2 separate regions of the Homo sapiens genome follow, and region 2 is linked to region 1. A link is a loop called in an ENCODE intact Hi-C map of the cell type or tissue named here. Cell type or tissue: Caco-2. All regions are shown on one strand. Each heading gives the region's core, and the rest is flanking DNA. Links, peaks and the distances in the headings are about the cores only. Region 1 overlaps FARP1 (FERM, ARH/RhoGEF and pleckstrin domain protein 1). Region 2 holds the start of LOC105370327 (a long non-coding RNA gene).

Region 1 (11,524 bases), core at 2,201-10,200:
AGACACACATTGAAAATTCTACACGGATGGCATGAGGCCGGGCGTGGTGGCTCGCACCTATAATCCCAGCATTTTGGGAGGCAGAGGTGGGTGGATCGCTTGAGGTCAGGAGTTCGAGACCAGCCTGGCCAACATAAGTGAGACCCCATCTCTACTAAAAATACAAAAAATTAGCCGGGTGCGGTGGTGCACGTCTGTAATCCCAGCTACTCAGGAGGCTGAGGCAGGAAAATCTCTTGAACCTGGGAGGTGGAGGTTGCAGTGAGCCAAGGTCACACCACTGTACTCCAGCCTGGGTGATGGTCAAGACTCCCATCTCAAAAAAAAAAAAAAAAAAAAAGGGGTGGTATACAAGTGCAGAGAAAGGGGTTATTATTTCACCTAGGTGTTAAATGAATAGCACAGTAAGAAAAAATATTTTTACCTAAACGGTTTCAGCCACAGGCTAAATCTGGACAAGGGCCACCACTATGTTTTTCTTAAAGATACACTCACACTCTGACTTAACCCTTTGATACCGTGGCAGCATGGTGCAGACTGACTGCAGTTGTCTTTGGGGCGTGTCTTCCTGCTTCACAGTAACTGCTTTCACTGCTTTGAGTAAACTTGGCCTCTGCACCTCTGTCTGGTTATTGGCTGGATGTGGAAAGGGCCGGTTGTGTCGGCCGAGCCCATTTTCCCTTCGGTGGTGTTGTAAATGCTTTCTGTAGCCTGTCCAGACTGTTTTGCTCAAACCTGTTCTTGACTTTTCTGCTGGTCTGCTGCTGTGGTTGGGGGTTGCAGACGCTCCCACCCCCCCATATCCTTCCCAAGGTTGGACTCTCGGCCTATGGAGGGCTGCTGATGAGGCCCGTGGATCCTTCTCAAATCCAGTTTCTATATCCTTATTGGAAAATGTTCCAGCCCCGTAGGTCCACACAAGCTGAAGGGATGTGCCTCACAGTTCAGAAGCCTTCAGGCAAGGTCAACAGAAACACGACGGGAATCCAGACAGTGTATGTCCCCTCACCCTGCAGGCGCAGCCGCGGACCTCAGGCCTTTGCCTTCCCACCGAGGACTGCAGGACGTGCTGGGTTCCTGGGGCCTCTGATCCTGGGCCTTGTCCAGTGATGTCTGACTGCTGTCTACTCACTTTTGGTTAACCTGCAGTACACCTCATATCCTGTTTCAAAATGAAATTGGAAGGTGGGGCTCCCTCAGGGGCAGCAAAGCTACAGCTTCAAGGCCAGACACGGATACTTAAAAAAATCTTCTAAAATTGTGGTAGAGTACACATAACATACAATTTATCATCTTCACCATTTGCAAGGGCTCAGTTGGGCAGCATTACATACAGGCACATTGTTCGACCTCCAGAACTTTTTCACGCTGCAGAACGGAAACTCTGTATCCATTTACATTTTTAACTGGTTGAAGATGGAAAAAGAAGGCTATTTTGGGGACATGTGAAAATGACATGAAATTCACATTTCAGTGTCCAGAGATGAAATTTTATTGACTAAAGTCCTGCCCATTTGTTTTGGGGTTGCCTGTGGGGGCTCTTGTGCCACAGCAGCAGAGTCAAGACCAAGTGGACCACAAAGCTGAAATTTGTGCTGTCTGGCCCTTTGCAGAAAAAGGTTGCCGTTGCCTGGAATAAATAGGTTTGCATGTATGGAGGATTCAGCTGAAGATAAGGCCATGGGGTTGGGTCAGCAGGAAGAGATACTGGCCAGCAGAAACCTCTTCCCACTCCCCAAAGCACATCTACGCTGACTAAAGATTCTGTTTCTCCCTTCTCTTTTATTTTTTGAGATGGAGTCTCGCTCTGTCACCCAGGCTGGAGTGCAGTGGCGCGATCTCAGCTCACTGCAACCTCCACCTCCTGGGTTCAAATGATTCTCCTGCGTCAGCCTCCTGAGTACCTGGGATTACAGGCGCCCACCAACACGCCCGGCTAATTTTTGTATTTTTAGTAGAGACAGGGTTTCATCATGTTGGCCAGGATGGTCTCGAACTTCTGACCTCAAGTGATCCTCTTGCCTTGGCTTGCCAAAGTGCTGGGATTACAGGTGTGAGCTACTGCATCTGGCCTTTCCCTTCTTTGTGTGTGTGTGTGTGTGTGTGTGTGTGTGTGTGTGTGTGTATACAGCTTCCCAAGTAGCTGAGACTACAGGTATGTGCCACCACGCTCGGCTAATTTTTATTTATTTTTATTTTTTTATTTTTATTTTTATTTGTAGAAACGAGGTTTCGCCATATTCCCCAGGCTGGTCTTGAACTCCTGGGCTCAAGGGATACTCCTGCCTTGGCCTCCCAAAGTTCTGGGATTACAGGCATGAGCCATCATGCCCAGCCTCTCCCTTCTGGTAGCTGAGTTAAGGGACTCTGTGGATGGCTTTATTGTGCAGCTATAGTATTTAATAAATATTGGTAATTTACTGGCTTTGTTTTAATATTAAAATTATGGTAAAATGAACTGCCCTGACCCTTGATATGCTTGTTTCTACCCTACCTTCCCTCAGTCAGTCAACCTCATCTAAATATATCTCCCTGCAGTTCTAATGGTGATCTTTCTAGGTGAATGTCATGAGCTGCTTTTTGATGCTCTTTCATTATCTGTGAAAAAGGATAAAAGTAGTTAAGTGGATAACTTAAGTATAAACAAAATCTTCATGGATTCTTTTAGCAGGAAAATGAGCTTGAATTGAGTGGTCATTTCTGTTCATTAAGTTCAGATTTTGAGGCCCTCCCCGCCAAGATGATTCTAGTTACTAGTGCTTACATTCGTGTACTGTGTTCTAAGCCATTTGGCATCTCAACAGACTCATCCACAGCAGCCCTATGAAATTGATGGGGCAGATATTTCTATTTGCTTTTGGCAAATGAGGACATGAGGCTCATGAGGGGCCTGTCAGGCCCAGAAACACTGAACCTTGTCCCACTCTTGGGTCAACATAATATTTAGCTTTCAGTGACTGCTCATTCTTGACCTTGTTGTTTGTCAAGGAAGGGGTTGGGGAAGAGAAAATTTAATTTGTTACTATTTTTCTTAACTACTGGGACTATATTGCCTGAGTGAGTGGTCGGGGGGTGTCAGCGAAGATGTTGGTTCAGGTAAGAATAAAATTCAGTTGTTATTTATTTAAGACTTACCATGGGCTGGGCCCAGTGGCTCACGCCTGTAATTCCAGCACTTTGGAAGGCCGAGGTGGGTGGATCACTTTGAGTTCAGGAGTTTGAGACGGGCCTGAGCAACATGTCTCTACTAAAAATACAAAATTAGCCGGGCTTGGTAGTGCACGCCTGTAGTCCCAACTACTTGGGAGGCTGAGGCCAGAGAATCACTTGAACCTGAGAGGCGGAGGTTGCAGTGAGCTGAGATCACTGAATCTAACTGAAAGGCTTTTGAGAATAGGTAATTTTATAGAAGGAGAAATGCAGTACATAAAATTGGCTTTATGTTTATCTTGAATACCAAGAAAATTGTTTTTCTTGGGTAAATTTAGGTGATTTTCCAGTGGTGCTTTCTTGCACATTTGACCATAGAAGAACATGTGTTAAGCCCATCCCTTCTCATTTGGTCAAGGTCCATCCTTGGTCTCTATGACAGTTGAATGAAGATTGAGCTGTTCACACATCCTCAGTAATATACAAGTAGTATATCCGTCAAAAGGGTTTTGTGCTTATTTTCCAAGAGCTCTCGGTGCTCTAAATTCTTTATATGAACATGTAAGATTGCACATCTGGTTTTAAATGTGGACATGGGCATTGTAGGGTCCTGGTTTTTAAACTATTCATGACTTACAATGCCTCAGCGTATCTTCCTTGGGAGAATTCATTTTGTTGAATGCTCATCCTGAGGACGCAGCTCCCTTCCTAGAAATGAGGTAGCTCCTGGCACCTTGAGAGTTCCTCTGTGTGCAGGAAACCGATGAGTTTGCAGATACCAGCTTCATGATAGCCTGACTGAAACTTGTTGAGGAGCAATGCAGGATGGTGAATATTTTCATGATCTAGATCAGTTAACTCATCCTGCACATGGCTAACTTTATGTCATGAGAACAGATTTCTTAGCCTGAGAATTGGGACAACTTAGAAATTGGGAAACTAAGCATGTATATCTTTTAATTTTTTTCTTTTCTCTCTTCTCTTCTAAATGGAACATTCACGCAAGGCAGTGTACAGAGATGGTGTGGTATACTGCAGAGAGCAGGGGCCCCGAGGGCAGGCCAGGGTACGAGTCTAGATGCCACCCTCTGAGCCATCGTTTCTTCACGGTTTTACATTGCTGTCCTCTGAATCAGAAATCATGATGTAAGACGAGGCGAATTGCAGTTGTGTGAGCTCTCTTTTCATGAAGACGATTATACATTTTGCTGATGTCTCAATAATTTCCCAAGTCAGGATGACAGAAGAGCTGAAAGCAGCCTACTTAGGATTATTCAAGGAAATGAAAGAACTGTTTCCTTCATTCATAAACACCTGAGAGTCTGCTCTGGCTTAGACACTACGCTAGTTGTTGAGAAACAACTCAACAAATTAGGCCGAGAATCTGCCCTAATGAAATCTAGAGTTTGGAAGAGAGAACACATCTACAAACCAGCACACGGTGACGACTTTTTTCCAAGGACCCACTTGGCGTCATTTGCTAAATGCTCCTCTTAACGGTGGTGAGTCTTATCTCCTCTTACATTGACAGTACTGACAAGTATACATATATATATTTTTAAATTTTACTTTAAGTTCTGGGATACATGTGTAGAACGTGCAGGTTTGTTACATAGGTATACATGTGCCATGGTGGTTTGCTGCACCCATCAACCCGTCATCTAGGTTTTAAGCCCCACATGCATTAGGTATTTGTCCTAATGCTGTCCCTGCCCTTTCTCCCCACCCCTCGACAGGCCCCAGTATGTGATATTCCCCTCCCTGGGTCCATGTGTTCTCATTGTTCAGCTCCCACTTATGAGTGAGAACGTGTGGTGTTTGGTTTTCTGTTCCTGTGTTAGTTTGCTGAGAATGATGGTTTCCAGCTTCATCCATGTCCCTGCAAAGGGCATGAACTCATTCTCTTTTAAGGCTGCATAGTATTTATGGTGTATATGTGCCACATTTTCTTTATCTAATCTATCACTGATTTGATAGACTGTATATCAGTATATCACTGATTTGGGTTGCTTCCAAATCTTTGCTATTGTAAATAGTGCTGCAATAAATGTACGTGTGCATGCTTCCTTATCATAGAATGATTTATAATCCTTTGGGTTTATACCCAGTAATGGAATTGCTGGGTCAAATGGTATTTCTAGTTCTAGATCCTTGAGGAATCGCCATACTGTCTCAAAATACATTTTTTTTTCTTTTTCTTTTTGAGGTGTAGTCTCGCTCTGTCTCCCAGGCTAGAGTGCAGTGGTGCGATCTTGGCTCACTGCAACCTGTACCTCCTGGGTTCAAGTGATTCTCCTGCCTCAGCCTCCCAAGTACCTGGGATTATAGGCGCCTCCCACCACGCCAGTCTAGTTTTTGTATTTTTAGTAGAGATGGAGTTTCACCATGTTGGCCAGGCTTGCCTTGAACTCCTGAGCTCAGGTGATCCGCCCACCTCACCCTCCCAAAGTGCTGGGATTACAGGTGTGAGCCACCTCTCCTGGCCAAAATACATATTTTTTAAGTACCTCAAAATAGCCCTTTTGCACGCTAATGGAAAGCCCAACAGTCATTATGATAGAGAATAATCTTCAGTAAAAGATAAGGAGGAAATTTTAATTTGGGAACCCGTTCGTGAAATGCATACCCTTCTGTTTTCCCTCTGACTTCCTTGTCCTTTGTGTTTAGGAGCTTAAGGGATCCTTCTGTTTAAGTCACTAGGGGCTCAATATTAACGTGCAGATATGTGGGGAAAATGTCACTTGTTTGGTTGCAGTTTTGCCAGCTCTAAAATCAGTTGGTAGTGGCTGCCTGGAGTATCTTGTCCTGAAAGATTGGGAGTTTGAATTGAGGATCAAAGGGGGTGTCAGAGATTAGTGATGTCTTCTGTCAGGAGGGCTGGTTGCCATGGTTGCTACCCTGGCTTGAGCTCCTATCAGCTCACATTTCAGAGATGATTAGTGAGGATTATAAGGATTGGGCTCAGAGTGGGGCCATGGGGCAGAAAGAAGACACTGGCTGAACTATTCTGAACTCTTAATGGGCACCCAAAACAAGTATGTTCAATTTTGTCAAAAGCTAGAAGGGCCCTGGCCACACTTGTGTTAATGGAAAAACCAGACTCCATAAAATATTCTAAAGAGGTATATTCTGAGCGAGTATGAGAGACTGGGAAACGTAGTCTGAAGAGGTCCTGAGAAAGTGCGCCCAAGGTGGTTGGGTTACAGTTTGGTTTTGTATATTTCAGGGAGACAGGAGTGCAGGTGAAGACATGAATCAATACAAGGTTAGTATGCGTTGGTTTGCCCTGAAAAGGTGGGATATCTTGAGGCAGGGGCTTATAGGTGGATTCAGAGATTCTTCAATGTGTCATTGGTTAAAAGAGTAAAGCTTTGTCTAAAAATGTGGAGTCAGCAGAAAGGAATGTTTAAGATAAGGACGTCTGTTAACCAAGATACTGGGTCAGAGTCACCTGTAGGGATGTGGGACTTAATCCTTGTCTGTTTGGCCTTAGGTCCTTTGATGTCTTGCTGTCACAAAGAGTCTGTTTTGCGAATCTTATGATCTCTAGTTTAACATTAATGCTGGTCAGTTGTGCCTAAACTCCAAAAGGGAGGGGATGTAACGAGGTATGTCTAACCTCCCTTCCCATCCTGGCCAGGAATTCAGTTCTTAAGGTTCTTCTGAGGTCCCGTTAGCCAAGAGGCGTTTGTTCAGTTGGTGGAGGGCTTAGGAATTTCTTTTTAGTTTACACTGAAATGAGCTGTGCAAGGCCTGGGGCCTCATCTCTCTAACTTCTTGTCCACGGAAGCATCTGGCACAGTGGGCATTCAGTAAGCGTTTGTTGAAGTAACAGTGATGAAAATCATATTCTGTTGATAACATAGCTCGTGTGAAGCAGCAAATGCTATTTTGTGTGTAGAGAAATAGAAGGTCAGAGCCCACAATGAACTAAGCTCTGTGAGGGCCTCCAGGGAGACCTCCAAGAAGTTCAAGGTCACACAGTAGCGGGCCCAGCAGAGCAGGGATTTGAACCTAGGTTTGCCTCATAACAAAGCTCATCTTCTTTCCCCCACAAAAGGAAGTGTGAGAATGATGGCGGTCAATGACAGACTTAGCCACTTATAATCAGTTTTTGTTTAAAAATGACAACACCATGGTTTGACCTGGGTAGGGAGGAAGAAATGGAGTTTGCTAGGTCTGGCTGTTGACTGTGGTTGCTTCTGAGGGGACAGACTTTTCAGGGCAACCACCCTCTCCACCAGCATACAGAGATTGCTTTTTTAATCTAGGATTGCTTTTCTCGTCATACTTTGTCCCTATTCAGATGTACCTGTAGGCCTGGTTATTTTGTCTGTGTGATTGTTAGAGGAAAAAAGTGAAAAGATTTGAAAAATGATCAAGAAGAGCACGAGATATCCCCAGGTTATACAGAGAGATTCCCTGGAGGCTTTGTTGGCGCACAGGGCCATGCTTGGTTTAGAAAAGGCAGCGCGGGGCAGCGTGGGGCTCCTCCGGTTTCTCTTTGTCTGAAATGCTGAGTTTCACAGGCTCCTTACTGAGTTCAGATTTCCCTGGGGCAGAAGAGACTGAGGGAGGAAGGAAGGTTGCCGTTTATTTCATTGATTAATGGCAACAACTGCAATTACTTTTGCACCAACCTAATATTTCTACGATAATAGTTTTTTTTTTAACACAGCAAAAATCAGGGATTGAAAGTTTGAAACCTGAGCTTTTAGGCAAACTCCTCCCCTAAAAGTAAACAATGAGATAAACAGCAGCCTTTTAATGGAAAAAACTGCAATTACTTTTGCTCCAACCTAATAATTTACTTTCTGAAATCCTCCCCAGCAGACTTCCTAAAATCAAAGTGACCGGATGGTCCCATTGAGAGGATTTCAGTCTAAACATAAAACACTAGTAAACGATTACTAACCAGCTCCCAAGTTGGTGACCATCAAAAATCTCACATATTAAAAGCTGGTACCAGTATCCTTCAAGTAAGTGAAAACCTCCTTTAATATGTTAGGGTTTTATCTGGACATCAGGTAAATTTTGTATTCAGATCAGATCACTTTATTCTCAAGGTTTTAATTTAGGTCAGATAATAGATGCTTGGCTATAACACTATCTGTTTGTTCCTAAAGTAATATGATTGTATTAAAAAGTGTTCTTCAGCCATGCAATACTGTATTCATCTTGCCATCCTTGAGTGAGTCAGTGAATTATCTTGTGATACAGGACTGCATTTATCTGACAGATATCTTTTGAAAGTAACATGATATCTGTGAGAGGTCTGAGGCTGTGATTTCACTTTGGTTTTCTGTATGTGATTCTGTAATAAGTTAATGCCTTAACTTAAACTCTAATGTTACAGAATATCGTAAACACGAACAGATGAATTCAGATTCCTTTTCAAAAGTAGATTTGACACACTGAGCTATTTATGCATGGAATACATGATGTCAGAGATTTGCTTCCACATAGAATAGGTGGCAGTGAATGTGGGTAAGGAGAGAGAGAGAGAGAGAGAGAGAGAGAGATAATATTTATATATTTTTATATATATTCATATATATATATGTAGGTGAAACAGGATTGGCCATGAGTTGATGATTGTTGAAGTTAGGTAATGATTTGGTAAATATTTTAAAATATTTTATGAATTTTTAATAGGTTTAATTGTGTTTTCCTAAAGGCAAAATCTGACAAGCTTCTAGGGAGGAGATTGGCAGAATAGAGTAATTCCTAACATTGTTAGAGTTTGAAAGGAAATGGTCCCCCCACTTCTTTTCTCTTTCTCTCTTTTTTTTTTTTTTTTTTGCATCTCTGAAAGACTGAGCTGAACGATTGTGACAATTAGTTAGTATATAAAATGTCCCACTTTCCTGGTGAGTGGTTGACATTGGTGGCTAAGCAATTTCAGGCATGAGAAGAGAATAAACCTTTACTGATTAATGGTTGACTTGTGACCTCCTGGTCACTTTCTGGGCTGGCAGCAGCATGATTTGTGTAACATTTAAACATAGTTGAGAATCATAAAATATTCTTTTCATGCATTGATTTCTTAATGCATTTTTGAAGTGTTTTCATTAAGACTGGAAAAATTATGATCTGTGTGTGAAACTGACAAAGGTCGGCGGGGGTATGATGGATGTCATTATGGAAAGTCCTAAGTGATCATGGAAATCCCTTCTTCCTTTTTCTGAGGCATACAGGCAGATGGAATTCTGCCTTGTTTCATGTTGACATCTCTGCATGTTCATTCTGAGAGGCTCACAGGATGGCTGGCCTGGCTATCCCTGAGGGCTCATGGCCTGTCCCCAGAGGAATTAAGCATAGCTGAAGGCTAGCCTTCCCTCTATTGATGTAATTGATGAAATGAGGAAGCAAGATGCTAAGAACAAGACCCATTTCTCAATTATTGAGTGTTGTAGAGTCTCTGAAAAAGATATTTAGAAGCACCAGAGCCTGCTAATTTTGCCTGGGGTTTAGGATTTATATATAACCAATGAGACAGAGCAAGAATTCCCTTTTGGGCAATATGGTCTACTCTGCCCTGTTTATGGAGTTGTTGATTCATAATATTATGGCATAACAGTTGAAAAAAAGCAAAACACAAGATTATAGGTAAGACTTGATTACAAAAGCTATGTGATGATTTTGTACTGGTACAGACAAAAGAGAGGAGCTAAACAAATGTAAAAATAATTGGGTTAGGGTAGAGGGGATGTGGATAACTTTTTTTCTTGCTTAAAAGCATCTTTATTATTATATTGTTTTTACGTTTGGATTTTGTTTACAAAAGAACCAAAGTAAGTCATCTTCTTGGTATTCAAAAGTTCCAAAGATGGAATTTTCCCATCAGAGTGCGATGGTTTAAATAGAAGTTAGGTTCCTAGGAAGAATAAATGAACCATAATATAATTGCATAGGATGTAGAATATCCATTGCTTTCCCCAAGACCAGAATGATACCTCTCACAGGCAATGCGAGGAGTCCTCCACCCCTGCCACCCACACTGGGTGTGTGACCCAGCAAGGGGGCATGGGTGGGGTGGGAGGAAGGTAAAAAGGGGAAGACCACAATAGCTGTTCATATACAGGATTATTTGCTATTCTGTTCTTAAAGATTGCTTGATATTTTGTTTTGATTGCAAAAGGTGATTGATATGAAAATGTCAACATTTCAAACACAAGTATTCGTTTTGTTCAAAATGTTTGTTAGATCAAATCAGAATATGATCCCAGAACATGTCTGAGCTCTTGGATCTGCTCTAGAAAAATACACACACACACACACACACACACACACACACACACACACCCCATATGTATATATTAGAAGCAGGGAGTGGCTCTGTCACCCAGGCTGGAGTGCAGTGGCATGTGTGGTCATAGCTCACTGTAACTTTGAACTCCTGGGCTCAAGTGGTCCTCTGGCCATGGCCTCGCGTGTAGCTGGGACTGCAGACACACACCACCTTGCCTGGCTAATTTTTATTTTTATTTATTTATATATTTTCTGTAGAAACAGGATCTTGCTTTGTTGCCCAGGTTGGTCTTGAACTCCTGGCCTTAGGTGATCCTCCTGCCTCAGCCTCCCAAAGTGCTGGTTTTATACCATGCCTGGCTTTAGAAAGAAATATATTAATTAACATCTACAAAGAGATGATCCATGTCCACATAATTGGTTCTGCTTATTCAACAAGCCGTTTTTCAGTGCTGAGACTTCCTCTGAGGAGGTATGGGTGGTGGCGCTGGGAAAGGGGTGAGGCCTTCTGGGAGACCTTCGGGGACGCCACCTTGAGGGTGGAGTCCTGTGCTAGTGGCAGAGCACTGTTTAGAGTCAGCCGAGTGAGTCTCAGTTCCCTGGGCTTGTTTTATGCATGCGGCGCCTGTTTCAGGTTCTCAAGAAACATGGTATTCAGTTCATTGAGAGCACTGGTTCTTCATGCCAGCTGCCTATTAGAATCATCTAGAAATCTCTTGGAAAACATGGATGCTCAACTTCCACCCCCCAGAAATTCTGATTCAATTGGTTGGGCGGGGGCCTAGGCATTGTTATTTCTGAAAAGCTTTCCAGGTGATTCTATTGTGCAGCGAGGGTCAAAATCTGGTGATCTGTTATTTAACAAGCTATTGTTTTAAATGGTCAAAATCTGGTGATCTGTTATTTAACAAGCTATTGTTTTAAATGGTCAAAATCTGGTGATCTGTTATTTAACAAGCTATTGTTTTAAATGGAGCTTAAGGGGAAGTATTACTGTGACTATTCAAAAGAGCTGTGTTTTCTTCTACCGGTCCACAGTGAGACTTTAATATCCAGGGTGTGTGTATGAGTGAGTGAGTGTGTGTGTGTGTGTGTATGTTCTGTGTGTCTTTGTGTTGTGTGT
Region 2 (11,524 bases), core at 1,646-9,645, 54 kb after region 1:
TGCCATTGCAGAAAAGAAACACTTTAATATGGAGGCAGAGACAGAAGGCTCTGTGACAAATTACCTGTGCGTGCTAAACGGGTGCTTCTTCTGTGAAATCAGTTAAGGGAAGCCTCTTGGCCTCATATGACTTTTGTATTTTAGCTACTTAGTCATTAAAAGAAAACCATAGCTCTTTGAGCATTGTTATTTGGAAATTTTATGGAATAGAAAAATGTTTGATAATATTAATCATCTGAGAGAATTTGATGTCACCACCTTCCAGCCTGGGCTTTGGATTTGAGCAAACTTGAGTTGAAATCTTAGATCTGCCACGTAATAGCTGGGGCAGTTATCAACCTTCCCTGCTCTTCAGTTTCTTCCTCCAGTACTTCCTGGTGGGGTTTCTGTGAGGGTTAAAATGGGTATTGTTTGATTGAAAAGTACCTAGCACAGGGCCAGGAGCGGTGGCTCACGCCTTTAGTCCCAGCACTCTGGAAGGCCGAGGCTGGCGGATCACCTGAGGTCAGGAATTCGAGACCAGCCTGGCCAATGTGGTGAAACCCTGTCTCTACTAAAAATATAAAAATGAGTGGGTCATGGTGGCAGGTGCCTGTAATCCCAGCTACTCCGGAGGCTGAGACAGGAGAATCACTTGAACCTGGGAGGCAGAGGTTGCAGTGAGTGGAGATTGCACCATTGCACTCTAGCTTGGGTGACAAGAGTGAAACTCCGTCTCAAAAACAAACAAACAAAAAAATGTGCCTGGCATAGGACTTAGGAGAGAGTCAGCACCACCTGAAAGGCACTCCAGGAAAAATACTGGCAATGTGAAGGATTGTTAGTGACATGATGCCACTTCCAGGGTGAACACCAGCCTAGCTCCAGCCCAAATCCACATGCTTCTGGGAGCACTGGGATTTGGACTGCAGTTCATCTTGCTTGCAAGAGCCACCATGCTGCACCATCATCCCTCTCACTTGTCAGTGCTCCTTAGCCGTCAGTGCTCCTTAGCCGAGTACAGTTCTGACTGCCATGCGACCAAGACCCGGAGCTTACATGCTCCTTATTGGAAACAGAAGGAAAACTCTTGTGTGATAGGAAGAAGGCACTGAGTAGAGGCTGTTCCCCGGGAATTATCCAAGAATCACAGCTCAGCCGAGGACTTTCTGGTACTGTGCATTTCAGATTTTAAATTTCACGGTTATAATAACCATCTTGCACAAAGGCAGCCGAAACCCAACCAACTGAAAACACGGGCACACACATACCGTATATACCACGCATACATGCATGTCAGCCACACACAGATGATTTGCCTAGAAATTTGTTTCTCCAGACCTTTTGGCAGAATAGCTATTTGTCATGGGAGAGGGAGGAAAATATTTGCATTCGTAATAGGAAGAGTTTATGGTTGTGAATAAGCTCATGTTTGAAAAAACAGTAATATTAGATATATGGTTGCTGGCACTACACAATTGCAGGATGTAATAGTGGCTACTAACATTAAACATTACTTAAAATTACATGCATTATAGAAATGGGGATATTTATCTCATGTTTAATGATCCGTGGTGAAAGGATTTGTTGCTTACAATCCTTAAAATGATCAATATATTATTTTAACACTTTTAAAAGGGAGTTGGTTTTTTGGTTGTGAGTTAGGAGCAGTTGTCATGCACATATTTTATAATAAAATTTTAGATTTGTTGCCACAGTTTCATTAATATATTTAAGCAGGTGTGCCCAGGTAGTGGAATCAGAAAGGCAACTCGATTTTATTTAAAATATGGTTCAAGTGGTCTCTGTAATGAGAAATTCACATGGCTTTTTTTTTTTTTTCTAATGAGTTTCCTGCTGGCTTCGGAGATGTGGTTGTTTACAGTAGAAGTATTTTTTTTTTCCATTTGAGGCTTCCATTATTATTATAAGATCAATAATAAATACACTGAATTTATGTCTGTTAAATATTTTTAGCCTGCTCCTAACACATGAAAATATTACATACCTGTTTTGATCTATTTGTATTCTGTTCCTTCCAAGTTTTTCTATTTTAAAGGAAAATTCTTGAAGGCCACCTTTTAAGGTTTCTCTAATTGGCACATCTCTGGTCATTAACTTTTTACTTTTAAAGGAGAGCAGAAAGACAGATTGTAAAAACAAAAAGTAGATATCTAGTTTATTTTGCTACTTGATAAGAAAAAAATCTCCAATTCTTGCATACTATTTGCAGTTAACTTTATTCAGCCTTTAGAGGAAAATGTCTCTTCCTTTCCAGAATTCAAGCCCCATAATTTTGTCTTCCTGTTGAGTGTCAACAATTTTTTTAAAGCCTATATGAGGAAGCTAACTTCCGAGCAATTAAGTACTCAAGAACCAGAATTGAATTTAGTCATTTTTATATTTATAACTAATACACATTTTGAGTTTCATCACAACTTGAACTATGTCTGAGGAGTTGCACATGAAGGATTTTATTACTTGATTAATATATTAAATGCACTAGGAAAATTTCCTCGTAAAGTTTCATTAAAGAGTTAAGATAGTCCTTTATTTCATGCGTACATTGAAGTTATGTATAATGGTGGCTGTGAAATGTTTTCTAAATTTCAGGTGGCTCTTGATTTTCTTTGTGTTTTCATTTGTGGCTTGGAAAGAAAAACAAAGGTCAAGTTACTCTCATCCTTTATCACCCAGTGTTTCATGAAGGAAGCCTCATTTTCATGAGGAAATCTTGGCGTGTCTACTCCAGCTTGTGTATTTTGGCAGTATGGAAAAGCGAAACACGGTTCCTGCTGCGCCCACTGCTTTTTGTGTAAGATCTATTTTGTATTGGGTAACCTTGGCATTCAGTGTTTTCACATTTAATTCGTAACTGTCTGCAAGTTGTTATGAAGCTGAAATTGATGATCCATCAGTTCAGTCTAAAGAGCGTGTTGGAATCATGATTTGATATTTTCTGGAAAGAGTTTACTTTTTGAAAGGATGCCCTTAGCTCTTTTTCTAATGTCTTCAGAAGAAAAAAAATGGTTTACTATTTTCAGAAAAAAAAGGCGATGTACTCACTGGTCTATTTTCTGTGATCAAAATGTGTTGACCACCTACCCCTGGTGTGTGTTTCTGAGCGTCCTTGGCAGCCTCTGCCTTCACAACCATTCTCTTTTCAAATTCCTCTCCTTTTCCCTTTCCCGTTTGTGCTAGTAAAGACTCTTGGAAGCATCAGGCCCTGATGAGCTGAAGCCCCCATTCCAGGGGTCTTTGGCTGCTGCATTTCTGACTTGAGCCACACAGCGAAGACCTTCTGACCTATGGCTTCTGACCTATTGGCCTTCATGGCCCATGGCTGCCTTCCGAACTATTATTTATGGTGGGCATTGAGGGATTCTGTTTGTTGGCCATGCCTTAATGCTCTGTTTTTTGAGGCCTTAACACAGTAGTTGAAATTTCTTGGCCAAATTGGATAGAGAATGTGAAATAGATACTGTAGAAGCACTTCAGAACACTCTGTCATGAACTATGGGATAATAATGAAGACTTCCCAGACTGACTGGTAAGTAGTCCGTAAGGAAGACTTGTGGAAATAAACCCTGAAAAATATGGTTTATGCATTTGATGTTGGAATAGAAGAAATTATTTTGTTTCTATGTTTCAACAGCCTATCTTTCCATGAGTATTGAAAACAGTGCTTCTATTTTTTACATTATTGGATTCATCTTTACACTCAAGTGATTACTAACTTGGTTAATAAAACTGTTGTGTTTTCCTTTTCTTTTTTTGTCTTTGTCACGGCTCTCTATCTCATATGTTCTGTTTCTGGTACTCTATCATCTGTACGACACTGCTGAAAGTGAAGGCTCCCACCTGACGCCCCAGCTTGCTGATTAAATTTAGGTTAGGCTGATGATTTAAGGAGTAAACCATCTCACCAGCACTGTTCCAGTTCTTCACTGGTGAACCAATGGTAATGTCTGGGTTGAGAGTTACAAACTGAAATCCAGGAGAAATGCTGATCTTCCCTGTCTTGCTAATCTACCTTGTACTGGAACCCAGAATCAGGTTCCTAAATTCTAGATTACACAGCCGTGACAGAAGGCATTGAGAAATCAGAGAGGCACATACTTCTCCAACACATACTCAGGTTTCCTCAAGAATATTTGTCATAATATTTGTAGCTTGTCCAGTTTGATCTGCATGGAGTTGTCATAAGAAAGTCTTTGTGGCTGAGGATTTGGTAAAATGCAGCATGCTGGTGAGAGTTATATCTCTTGTTTAAAACAAAACAAAACCTGAAACAACCAGGGCCTGAAAGCCGCACTGTGTTCCCAAGACTCCGCAACAGCCACAGGGCATTTTAGCAGAGAAAACAAAGCTTGTTTTATAGCTTCTCTTCATAGGTCTCCCTGACAGGCTTAGAGGGACATTGAGTGAAAATGGAGCTGTTAATGATATAATAAATGCTTCTGAAATTTTTCTATTGGGCAATCCCTCAATAGCTGACTGCTTTGAAAAATGAATGAAAATCAAACATAAAGACACAAATGGCTTCGTCTGCTTGGTAATGAATAAACATATGCAAAAGGACAATCAGTTGCAGGTGTGTTGCCTGTCTATAGTGTTTTGTTTCTGCTTTTGTGTTTGTCTTCCAAGCAATTAATAAACCAGCCTGGCCTATAATATCGTTCTGGAAACATTCTTTTTCACAGGCTCAGACTTGGAGATTTAGCCTTAATGCTTTCTTTTCTTGTTTTAGTTAAAAAAACCCACCTACATAAAATTTACCACCTTCATCGTTTTTAAGCATACAGTTCAGTAGCTTTTCGTATTTTCACATTGCTGTGAAACAGAGGTCCAGAACTTTTTCATCCTGCAATCTGAAACCCTATTCCCACTCAACAACTTCCCATTTCCCCCTCCCTTGGCCCCTGGTAAGCACCATTTTGTTTTCTGTTTCTGCGAATCTGTTGCCTGATTTCTTTTCCACACGTGCTGGTTCCTGCATCTCCTCTCCTGATTCACTACAATTGGGACTAATCATGCCTTTCAGGAGGAGAGAACAATATGTAATTTTCACAGTGGTTTTTATAAAATAGAGTACCTGGTACGTGCCCACTAGGATATGCAGCTCCAATAAACTTTTCTGTTGGCATAATTCTTTAGAATATGTTAAAGTCATCTCACGTAGTTGAGGAGTTAGATGGTGAAGGCAGATCTAAGCTTTTAAAACTAGATCATTTTGCTGCCTGTGTCAGCTAGAATTGAGTCTCAACTGTCCAATTCCTAGGCAAACCTCTGAACTCATCTTCTTTTAGGGCATGTATAATTTTTGACAGATGACAGATCTGTTTTAAAAATGTGCTTATTGTCCTTTGGTATTTTAATTTGATTTGTTTTGAGCACTCATGTTATTGTTTATAAATGTGGGCCAAATGCATTTAATGAGTACACGCAATTGGTAGAATACTGTCGCTCTGAATAACCTTAACTCTCTATGGAAGGAGACACACTCCATTTTCATTTGTGTAAATTCTTTGCTGTAGGTCACCACTGTAGATTCACATTTCGAATGCTGTCAAATCATAGAAGTATTAAAAAATATTTGTTTTTAAAGATGGCTCTTATTGCTTGCATTGCTTTTTCAGAAACCTCTCTCTGTTTTCCAATACGGCTTTTATGTCAGTGCTGGTATTAGGTCACTGTAGGCTGCCCATGTCACTAAATTTAGTTTATAATTTCACAGGATTTTTTTTAAAATGTGTCATCGAAACCCATGTTTCTTAGTATATATCTTACATTTGCCTTCAATTTTCAAACAGCTAACTTTTGCAGTGATGATACCTACATAAAAGGGAATTATCATTAAAACGGTGCTTGTTAGGATGGTTTACTTTAAGATAAGGCTTCATAACAAGGGACTTAAACTGAGCAAAAAACTCAAAACCAGTGTGAGTTAACAATGGAATGTGCTAAATCTCAGGCTTCCTTCTCTTGGCCAGATTTTAAAACAATCACATTGAGAGCAACAAAGTTAACTGGTGAGCCAGTTTAAAGGGAACTGAAGTTTCTGATAAAGTCTTTCCCTCTTGTCCATGGGGGATACATTCCAAGACCCCAGTGGATGCCTGAAGCCATGGATAGTACCAGACCTGATTGCTGTCACTCTGGACACGTTTCTGTTGTCAGCTGAAGGATGAGACAGTTTGTAAATTTGGAAAGGAGCTTTTTGTTTCTCATAAAGGGTCGCAGCCTGCAAAGCGGGCATTCTGACAGGCTAGGAAGCATAGCTTCTGGTCAGAAGCCAGAAACAGACACTTCAGAGGGGAAGAATAAGACAACAATTTATGCTGAATGGGGTGGGTAATAGGCATATTCAATAAGCTATGGGGGAGTCATGAATATTCATGAAACGAGAACCATGCGCACGCGATTGAGATTCACGGTCCCATGTTCAAAACATGGCAGTGTTAGCATGATCCAAGGGCAGAGTTTTCTGGACTCTAATGTGTTAAGCTGAAGCTGAGGACACGCAGGCCCTCACTGCACAGCCCCCACAGGCTGGTGGAATGCTGGTTTGTTGTTTCATTGACATCACAAAAGGGAGGGGTGGTGTCAGTCTGTTGGTTAAGTCCTAGGTGGAATCTTTGGAAAGAACTGGCTTTTGTTCAGCCCTTAGGGAAGAAAGCCTGTGGCCTTTAGCAAGCAAGGATGGGGGTGTAACCAGGCTCATCAGACCTCCCATCCCCTCACAGCCACAGACCCAGCTTTAAGGTTACTCTGGGGTCCCCTTGGCCAAGAGGAGGGTCTGTTCTGTGGGTTGAGAGCCTTAGGATTTTATTTTTCTTTCTTCTTGTTCATGCCTTCAACAAGTATAAAGCCCTTTCCATCTTAACTAAGCACTTATCACACACTGTGGCTGTAACTTCTGCAGCTTGAGGTGCGATGGCGAAAGTATTATTAATTTCTTTTTCCTTCTTCACAGTTTCCCAGACGGAAGATTATTCTTACTGCAGATCTTAGCAACCTCAGCACATGACTCTTTTTCTTTCCTCATTAAGTCAAGAACCTTTGGCCTTTTCACTTAAAAGAAGCACTCTAAGGCTTCGCTTTGACATACCCCAGTTGCCAGCATCACTACTGTTTGGGACCATTAGGAAGTAAATTCAGGGAGACTTGAACACAAGCACTGCTTATCTCGAAAGCTGATCTGCTCACCGAGGTGGCCCTTGAGCACGGACAGCCTGGATCTGCTGGGTAAAGGGAGAAGTTATGTCCAGGGTGGGACAGAGAGGACGGCGAGAGATTTCCTCACTACTCAGAACAGCGGGAAATTCAAAACTTAGGGATTATTTCTGAAATTTTCCATTTAAAATTTTCTATTTAAAATTGACGAAGGGTAACTGAAACCAGAGAAAGCAAGACTGACGATAAGGGAGGGGCCTCCTGTACTCCAAGAGCACTGAATCTGGAAAAACTCAACACATCGATGGAGTCATATATTTAATTTTTTCTTAAAAGCCGCCTGCGGGGTATTGTAGAAACGCTGCGCTGCCTATCACAGCTTGTGATGTGACACGTTCATTCTGCAAGTTTAAACTTCGCCTAGGTATTTCTTTTCCTGTGTGACCGTCACATGACTAGTTTTGTTGTGCATTGTTGTAGAAGTTAACATGTTTCCCTATCGAAAGAATGTCATCTTCTATTTTCTCTGTTTCTTTTAAGCTTTTTTCATATAGTTGGCCTTTTGTTAATGGTCAGCATTTATGGCTTTTTGCAGACAGCATCTCTTTGAGCAACAATTTCTTGAAATAAAAAAATATATTCTTGGCCAGGTGTGGTGGCTCACGCCTGTAATCCCAGCACTTTGGGAGGCCAAGGCGGATGGATCACTTGAGGTCAGGAGTTCAAGACCAGCCTGATCAACATGGCGAAACCCCATCTCTACTAAAAATACAAAAATTAGCCGACCGTGCTGGCGTGCACCTGTAATCCCAGCTACTTGGGAGGTTGAGACAGGAGAATCACTTGGACCTGGGAGGCAGAGGTTGCAGTGAGCCGAGATGGTACCACTGCACTCCATCCTGGGCAACAGAGCAAGACTCTGTCTCAAATATATATATATTTTCCCTAGTTGGCTTTAGACTCTTGACCCCAGCTTATAGTTGTTTTTGTTAAAGACTGTATTATTATGGTCTCTCCATGGGAATTATGGTTTTAAAATTATTTTATTCATTCAGCAAATCTTTATGAGCATCTACTATGCATCATGCTGTTCTCGTGAACAAAACAAGATCCATATCCTGAGGGAGTGTGCCTTCCAGCAGAGAAAGACGGCAGTGTGTAAGGAGCGTTAGAAGAAGATGTTGTCTTTTGTGTGTAGAAAGTGGTATGTAAAAGTGAAAAATAAAAAGAAATAGAGCAGAATCAGGGATGGAGGTGTGGGGCAAATTGTAATTTTGAATAGGGTAGTCAGGGTCGGCACTTTTGAAAGCCTGACGTGAGCAAAGCGAAGAAAGAGGTGAGGGAATTAGCCACAAAGATTTCTGGGGACAGAGTGTTCCAGCCTGTGCAAAGGCCTGGAGGTGGGTGTGTGCCTCGTGTGCTAGAGAACAGCTGGCCTGGCTGGAGAGGAGTGAGCCAGAGGGAGGACATTTGGATATGAGCTCAGGTAGGTGACAGGGGTGGGGCAGATCACTGGGGACCCTTTTTTCCATTGTGAGGACTGTGGCCTTTACTCTGAGTGAAAAACATTTTGAGTAGGGGAGTGACATGTCTGATTTAAAGTAGAAGATGATTGTTTCTGATAAAGCTGACTTGAGAAGCTATTTGGAAATTGTTTATGTGATAAGTCAGATAGTAATCATAAGTGACAGAGGTTAAATGCAGGCAGAGAAATTCAAGGAAATTGTCAGAAAAAATATTTCATCTACCGGGCATGGTGGCTCACTCCCAGCACTTTGGGAGGCCGAGGCAGGTGGATCACCTGAAGTCAGGAGTTCGAGACCAGCCTGACCAACATGGTGAAACCCCGTCTCTACTAAGAATACAAAAATTAGCTGGGCGTGGTGGCAGGCGCCTGTAATCCCAGCTACTCGAGAGGCTGAGGCAGGAGAATCACTTGAACCTGGGAGGCGGAGGTTGCAGTGCGCCAAGATCACGCCACTGCACTCCAGCTTGGGCAACAGAGTGAGACTCCATCTCAAAAAAAAAAAATTAAGGTACTCACAGAAGGTAAAGAATGTCATTAAGCTGCGTGGTATCCCAGTTCCTGAGTGTCATGAGTGTCCACAGATGTATGAGTGTGTATGTGCAGTAGAGTCATTGCAGGAACATTTAGGCATGTGAGGCTCTCTAGGTTTGGGGCCAGAGGACATGAGTGCTTAGAAGTTTTCAGGCAAGCCTCATTTCCAGAGTGCCCTTGGAATCACTGCTATCATCAGTTGGAATTAGTTCTTTAATTAAATCCTGGCCATCGATCAGCATCCCTTTCTATTGCATTTGACGGAGCTTACAGAATCTGTGTTGTAAACAAAGCAGAAGCATCTTATTTCCCAGAACTGTGGTTTATTAACACCTAAGGAAACTGGTTGTCTGATACTCATATTTTTAAAAAATGTGCTTAGTAATTCATAATCTTTTAGTCCTTCTAGACTGTCAGCATTGTTGGATATGCTTTATGTATACTTTTGTTATATGCTTATTTGTAAGTTTCTTTTTCCTAAATCGAGAATCTATGTGTTCGTATTTTGTCCTACTCTAGCAAGCTTTCAGTGGGAAGAGACTGCCATCCGTAGTGAACCCATATCATTTTTTGTTTCTTAGTCGTTTCCTCATTTGTGGATCATAGAGACCCCATTTCCCACCTTTTTCCTCTTCTAGTCAGTGTCTCATTCCCCAGCTGCTCATCAGAAGATAGTGAAATATGAGGGGAAGTTTAAGTTTTATTTTATAGTGATTAAAGTACGGTGAGGTTTAAAAATACTGAAGGTGGAATTTTCATAGCTACCAAACGTTGAAAATAACACAACATATTTCAACTAAAAATGAAGCAAGGTGGGTAACTGACTTCTTGAATCCCTGCTGGATGATGGCACTGGTGCTTAGCACTTTATGTATATTTCCTTCATTTAACTCTCACAACCACTCCTTTATCGGACGTCATCATTCCATTGTTCAGATGGGAAAGCCAGTGTCCAGGCAGGCCAGGAGACCTGCCTGAGCCCCACAGCTAGTAAGTGGCAAGCCAGCTTCAAAGTGTTGACGTGATGAGCCTAGAACCCCTGCCTTCCCCTATTCTATGCTGTTCCCAAATATCTCCCACAGTTTTGCGCCTAATAGTAATAGCTTCATCTGTTGAAAATGACATCAAAGTTAGTTTTCCTTCCATCTTTATAATGAAAATACTTTTTATAGTGCTTGACTTTTTCTACCCTCCCCACACCCACCCAGTTTACCAGTCCATTTTGTAGATTGTCAGTATTTTCGGATATGCTTTTTTCCCCATTTTTTAATTGTGGTAAAATATACGTAACATAACTTTACCATTTTAACCATTCTAAGTGTACAGTTCAGTGGTATTAAGTATGTTTATGTTGTTGCTCAGCCATCCCCATGTCTCCAGAACTTTTTCATCTTCCCAAACTGAAACTCTGTCCCCATTAAACACTAACTCCCCACTCCCCTCTCCCCTTCCTCCACCCCCAGCCCTACAACCACCATTCTCCTTTCTGTGTCTGTTGGATATGATTGTACTTTTGTTATATACCTGTTTGTAAAGTTCTTTTCCATATTAATCTGAGCTTTCCAGCTTTTCAAAGGAGAATAAATACCAAGTATCTGGTTAGAACTCTGACCTCTTTGCAGAACACAAAGCTGGAGCTGAAGCTCACCCCCACCCCCACTCACTCCCGTGGTTAACAGAATATTAAACCTGAAAAGTACATTTTAAAAAAAGAATGAAAAGTAAAAATGTTTGGGAAGTTTTCTGGAAACTAAAGAGCTAAGAATTCTTAAAGGATCCGGAAAGCTGTGTTTTCATACTTCAGTTTGATGCATGGATTTTCAGTTTAAAAGCCTTTTGCATAAAAACATTAAAGTCTCCTTCTAAGGGGTAAGAAAATCTTCCCATTCTCCCAACTGACTATTTGAAAAAAATGTTAAAAAAGTAGTTTCTGTAGAAAGTGTCTGTAAACAGAATAATTTTTCATTCACGTTAAGATCGGTTCTTGGGGAAAAGCTGTGCTTCAGAGACAAGGTTGAAGAACTTCGCCTGCATATGATGGAAGATGACAATGGGAACCACAGGTGTCATTGGTGGCTTTGTTTTACAAAGTCTTCACCTTTCTGCTGAGTCACGGGACTAAGTTCAACACAATTTCTACTTTCCGCCTTCCTTTGGAATAATAGTTTTGGAAGCCAAGTATTAGTATATGATACCAGGTGTGTTTTCTAAAGATTCAGGTTCAGTGGGCTGAATGCACTTTCATGACTTCATTAGACCACTGAGCCCAAGGAGAAAAGTGCCAATCTTACTAGACATGAGGAAAAAGAC

The links. Hi-C counts contacts between places; a loop is a spot of excess contacts. Peaks named below come from ENCODE experiments on the same cell type or tissue, not always from the same donor. Only the 100,000 strongest peaks of a DNase experiment are listed, where the experiment ranks them.
Region 2: a loop joins it to region 1, with 4 times the contacts of the local background. A loop is called at or near these places in 2 of 110 quality-filtered maps.

What each region holds. Positions count from the first base shown.
Region 1 is chr13:98,266,695-98,278,218 of GRCh38, forward strand. All of the region lies in intron 2 of FARP1 (FERM, ARH/RhoGEF and pleckstrin domain protein 1), which reads left to right. Among named protein-coding and RNA genes, the nearest start is that of MIR3170, 64 kb to the left of the region's middle. In Caco-2, for the core only: no CTCF peak of the experiment used is centred there; DNase peaks (open chromatin) are centred at 6,047 and 6,657.
Region 2 is chr13:98,321,581-98,333,104 of GRCh38, forward strand. All of the region lies in intron 2 of FARP1 (FERM, ARH/RhoGEF and pleckstrin domain protein 1), which reads left to right. LOC105370327 (a long non-coding RNA gene) reads left to right here and starts at 6,626. Exons shown (of 3, transcript XR_931667.3): 1 at 6,626-6,744; 2 at 6,956-7,227; 3 at 11,191-11,524. In Caco-2, for the core only: no CTCF peak of the experiment used is centred there; a DNase peak (open chromatin) is centred at 6,551.